Regions from separate parts of the Mus musculus genome. Here region 1 is linked to region 2. The links are chromatin loops, found by intact Hi-C in ENCODE. Cell type or tissue: heart. All regions are shown on one strand. Region 1 overlaps Ccdc6 (coiled-coil domain containing 6). Region 2 overlaps Ank3 (ankyrin 3, epithelial).

Evidence for each region. Hi-C counts contacts between places; a loop is a spot of excess contacts. Peaks named below come from ENCODE experiments on the same cell type or tissue, not always from the same donor. Only the 100,000 strongest peaks of a DNase experiment are listed, where the experiment ranks them.
Region 1: it touches region 2 in a loop (3-fold over the local background); 3 of 42 quality-filtered maps call a loop at or near these places.

The regions. Positions count from the first base shown.
Region 1 is chr10:70,185,047-70,187,546 of GRCm38, forward strand. All of the region lies in intron 7 of Ccdc6 (coiled-coil domain containing 6), which reads left to right. Among named protein-coding and RNA genes, the nearest start is that of Mrln, 18 kb to the right of the region's middle. In heart, a CTCF peak has its summit at 1,294 (motif pointing left); a DNase peak (open chromatin) is centred at 1,755.
Region 2 is chr10:69,888,687-69,891,186 of GRCm38, forward strand. The region is part of intron 16 of Ank3 (ankyrin 3, epithelial); the gene reads left to right. Among named protein-coding and RNA genes, the nearest start is that of Gm33416, 24 kb to the left of the region's middle. In heart, CTCF peaks have their summits at 1,300 (motif pointing left) and 1,500; no DNase peak of the experiment used is centred here; H3K27ac peaks cover 341 bases.

The sequences.
Region 1 (2,500 bases), 300 kb after region 2:
CGTTCCCGGATTGATTGGCTTTAGGGTCAGGCCTGGGGTTAGAGTTAGGGTCATAGGGTTTGATGTTCACCGTTGAGAATTGCTGGCCTAGAGCAGCAGAAGTTGGGGAGGGGCAGCAATAGAGAGTCTGAAGAGTCTTGGTAGCTAACATGATCTAAAAAAAAAATTTTTTTTTTTTTAAATTAGCCTAGTTAATAGGCTGGAGTTTTTTGTTTCATGAAAGGAACTTCTTTTTTTTAATTATTATTTTATATTTTTAATGTGTGTGAATGAATACTTTGCATGCACGTATGTATGTCTGTGTGTCACATGTATACCTGATTCGTTCAGAGGACAGAAAGAGGTACTTAGGTCCCCTGGAACTAGACTATACACCCCTGTGTGAGCGCTGGGTCTCAGTCCTACATGAGCAATGAATGCTCTGCTGAGCCTCTCTCCAGCCCCAAAAGCCATCTCTTGAACCCTCTTTAAAGCTAAGGCATCGTTTTCTTACAAATGCATCTTGGGTTTTCAGGAGTGAGATGTGTGTGCGATTTTTCGTTTTGCTTTTGCTTGGTGGTGGGGTTCAAAGCCAGACCTTGTGCAGGTCAGTAGACAACCCTTCCACCCCCACTACCCCCAGCCTTAACCTCACTTTCCTCACAAGTAGGCAGGGACCCTGCTCCTGGACTGTTATTTAAAGACAAGCTCTCCAATCTCAGCTAATCAATAAACAGCACGTTAAATCACCACCTTGGTATTAGAGACTATCAGAGCCCCGCTTTATAAACTCAAGTCAAAAAAAAATCAATTGGGAATGAGAAATGTATCACACATAAAGCGCCACTGACGTAATCAAGTCGGGAGATAAGTCCTCAGCATTTGCTGAGAGGCCACAGGAAAGTCCTCTAAGGAGGTACTTACTCGGTATATCTTTATGGAAACGGACAGCAAAGCTTCCGTACAATTCGAGGCAACAATAAATGGTCAGTACGGCTTGGCCACTTGCCACCTGCAGGTCCTTAAAAGAAGATGACTCTGGTCCCTTTCCAACCAAGCCTTTTTCTATTAGTTTTCACTTCAGCCACTTTTATAGCGCTGTATTAGTTAATACTGTGACCAAACTCCTGACCGGAAGCAATCTAAGGGAAGGGCAGAGAGTGGCCTACAGCTTGTCTTGTACGGGTGACAGGAGCGGGGGACCTAAGGCAGCTGCTCACATTAAAGTGAGGCCCAACTGTGAAACCTCTATCACTTCTGAGACCCACCCTACCCCTTAAGGGTTCCACAGCTTTCCCAAACAGCACCATCTGCTGGAGACTGAGATTCAAGCACCCGAACCTGTGGTCACGGTGGAGGGTGCACTTGCACACGGAAGCATGGCCAGAGCCTACCTGTCCTTGCGGTTTTTTCAGTTAGATGCTAGGAGGCCAAGACGTAAGGCGCTGGGTTCATGCACTGTAAGTGTTGCCCAGACCAGTGCAGCCTTCACTTCTGAGTATTTCAAGTATGGGTCGTTGGACTCTACCCTGGGCCTGTGATGTGTGTGCATGGCTCTGTGTGTGTGTGTGTGTGTGTGTGTGTGTGTGTGTGTGTGTGTGTGTGTGTAGAGGTGTACATGTGTGGGCGGGTACACATGTACTTGGAAGCTAGAAGACTGCCTCAAGCATTCCTCAGGAGTGAGCCATCCAACTTGTGTTTTGAAACAGTGTCTCCCGTTGGCCTGCAATTTGCCAATCCAGCTAGGCTTGCTGACTAGCAAGTCCCAGGGATCGTTCCTGGCACGGTCAATGGTTGATGGGCTAAAGCTCACGTCCTCCTCGTGCACGTGCAGGAAGAACTTCACTGACTGATAGGTGCTGCTGCAAGGCACCATGGGAATGAGGCTGGCTTCCTACAGGAAACCTGCCAAACATGACAGTGGGCAGAGGGTTGACTGCCCTTAACTCTTGGCTCCTTTCAGAGAACCTTGGCCTGTGTGGGGCTTTTGTATCCTATATTGGATTAGGTTACAAAGTTTGCATGCACACACATACTTACAACATAAGGTACATGCATGTGCACACATGGACACAGGTATACATACAGACACATATGCACGTACAGACACAGATGTGCATACAGACACAGGTGCATACAGACATATGCATGCACGAACACACAGACACGTGTGTACACACACAGCAGTTAACGTCGTTTACACACTGCAGGTTTTACCCACTGTCGAGCACAAATATTCTTTTCAGCCCTATAGTCCATTTGACGCTTGTGTCTGGTGTCACATAAAAGGGTTTGGTTGGTTTGTTTTTGCGTGTGGATTTGCAGTTTTCCAAACACCATTGAAGAGAGACCATTCTTGTCTCTCCTCATCTCTCATCAGCAGTGTTGAAGGGTTTTCCGATGAAATATGACCAGGTTCACATCCTAGCTTCCTGTTTTGCTTTGCTTTTTAGCTGTCCTCGGCTCCCCCAGTGCATGATGGATATTTTTATGCCCCTCGATACCCAACATGCCACTGAGT
Region 2 (2,500 bases):
TGCTGGGAAATGTAGTTTTCAGTTGGGCACGGTTTTCTTTCAATAAAAGGAATACATACATCATCTACCATTTTCACCCCCGCAAGTGCAAGTTCAGATTCTGAATGCCAGTAGACAGAGTTTCATAGGGTGCCATTAACACCCCAGCTGCTCCCTCTATGCACACCCTTCTTCTTCACCCCCTTTTCAAAATCGCTGGTACCTTATACACTTCCTAGAAACATGATGCGCGACTTTAGGTGACTGGGATGCTAAAAAGTACATATGCTAAGGGATAATGGGATGCTAAGATCTATTTTTTACCTAATCTGCCTCCAGAGACAGGAAGCTATGCTAGAAAGAAGCCTGGCTTGGTTGCTGGCAGAATTGAGAGGCTAATTAGAAAGCAACACTTGAGCCTGTAGTAACTGGTCATACTTCTTACTTTACGTATCTGTGGGGTGGGGGCATGGTGGGGGACTATCAGTAGGGTTTTAAATACCATCTATTGCTTTTGATAATTGTTTGTAGTGTGACTCGCATAGGTTCACGTGACAGATATCGTCTTCAGCAAGAATCTCGGGAAGTGAGATTTGAGAGATGGTGTAGCAGTCAGGAGTATCTTGTACTCTTGCAGAGGACCTGGGCTCAATTCCCAGGACCCACATAATAGCTAACAACCATCTACAACTCCAGTTTCAGGGATCAATGCTCTTTTCTGCCCTCTGGGCACACAAGGCACATACATGGTACCCATACATGCAGGGAGACACTGATACACATAAAATAAAAACAAATACTTTGTTTTAGAGTGTGAGGCAGTAAAGATGTAAGATCATGCTTTGATTGGGCTGCAGAGATGCCTCAGTGGTTCAAAGTATACTGCTCTTACAGAGGCCAGAGTTTGGGTCCCAGCAACCACACCAGGAAGCTCAAAGCCCTCATAACTCAAGATCCAACAGATTTAAGAACAGCTTCTGGTCTTTGTGGGCACCTGCGCTCACACATACACATAATTAAAATATTTTTTGAGAAGATAAAAACACTTTAAAGGATTATTCTATAATTGGCTCTCCCTGGTTGGTTTATCAAATTAGTACATCTTCCTTGAGGAGAGATAGGAACCAAGCACACTTTTGCTTTCCTGAAAACAGAGTTTAGGAAGCTCCAGATAAATTCCTTGCCTCTTATTGAAAGGATTTCCTCGGAGTCTCTGAAATAATCTTGGTTCTCTTACCTTAGACTATAATTTGTCCCTCCGATGGAACCAGGATAAGCTTTAAAAGCTGTGAGTCTCAATCTGTGGATAGCGACCCCTGGTGGTCGCACATCAGATATCCTACACGTGAGATATTTATATTATGATTCCTAACAGTAGCAAAATTACAGCCACGAAGTAGCAGTGAAAATAATTTTATGGTTTTTGGGGGGGGGGGGTGTCACAACATGAGTAACAGTATCACAGGGTCTTAGTCTTGGGATAGTTGAGAACCATAAAGAATAATGTGTATCTTGTCTGGCATGACACACATTGTAGAGATGCTAGAGCATTTTAAATGGTTCCTTAGGGCCTAGAATTTGTGGGATACGTTAGAAGACAGCAGATTGTCACGTCTGAGAGGATAGCAAACCCTTTCCTGGTTGGGGACGGGAAGTGACTAACACATGGTCTTTTTCTTTTTTTTTTTCTTTTTTTTTTGTTTCCTTCTCTTCTCTCTCTTTCATTGATGCCTTTTGTTTTTGAGACGGGTCTCACCATGTAGCCCAGGCAGGCCTTGTCTTTCCAAATGCTGCACTTACACACGTGCAACGCCACACCTGGGCTCAGCTGAATAGTCCTTTATAAATGTAAAAAACAAAGACGATTCCTGGTAAGGACTTCTCTCATCTTTACCACCCACACTGTTAGAGTTAGGCATGTTGACTAATCCTGCTTCCTCTTTTTATGCTGCTTTGTGAACTTTCTCTTTTATGGAGGGATTGGTAGGTAGTGAACTGTCTCTTGCCCTCATGTCTTACACTGTAGCCTTGGGCCAAGTCCAGTGCTCCTCTGAACTACAGAGGCCTAAGTCCCTGAAGGGTGTGTCGGAGCATTTGGTCAGAGGGCCAAACGTTTCTCAGGGTAAGCTGGTGTTTCTACATGGCAATAGGTCAAGACTAAAAATAGGATTATAAAACCTCCTTCTGCCCTGACTTGGCGAGTCGGAGGAGTCTAGAGGTGACATTTCCACTCTTCACTTCCACTCGCTATGGTCAAGTTCGTGTCCGTATCACAGTGCAATCTTGACTTTCTTGTAGATGATAAAGTCCCAGAAGCACTTTCTCAGGTCAGACACTCAAGTCTTCCGAGGTCCAACTCATTAACAGGAGTCTCTGTCTATAGCAGAATATCAGGACCATCTGAGGGAAGGGTGGCTGAATATTCCGAGAGCATTGGAGCATCTAATTCTGACTGCAGAGTCTCCTTTCTTCCTTTAATCGATGCGTGCCTGTCACTTTGAAACACGCTATGAGGAGATAG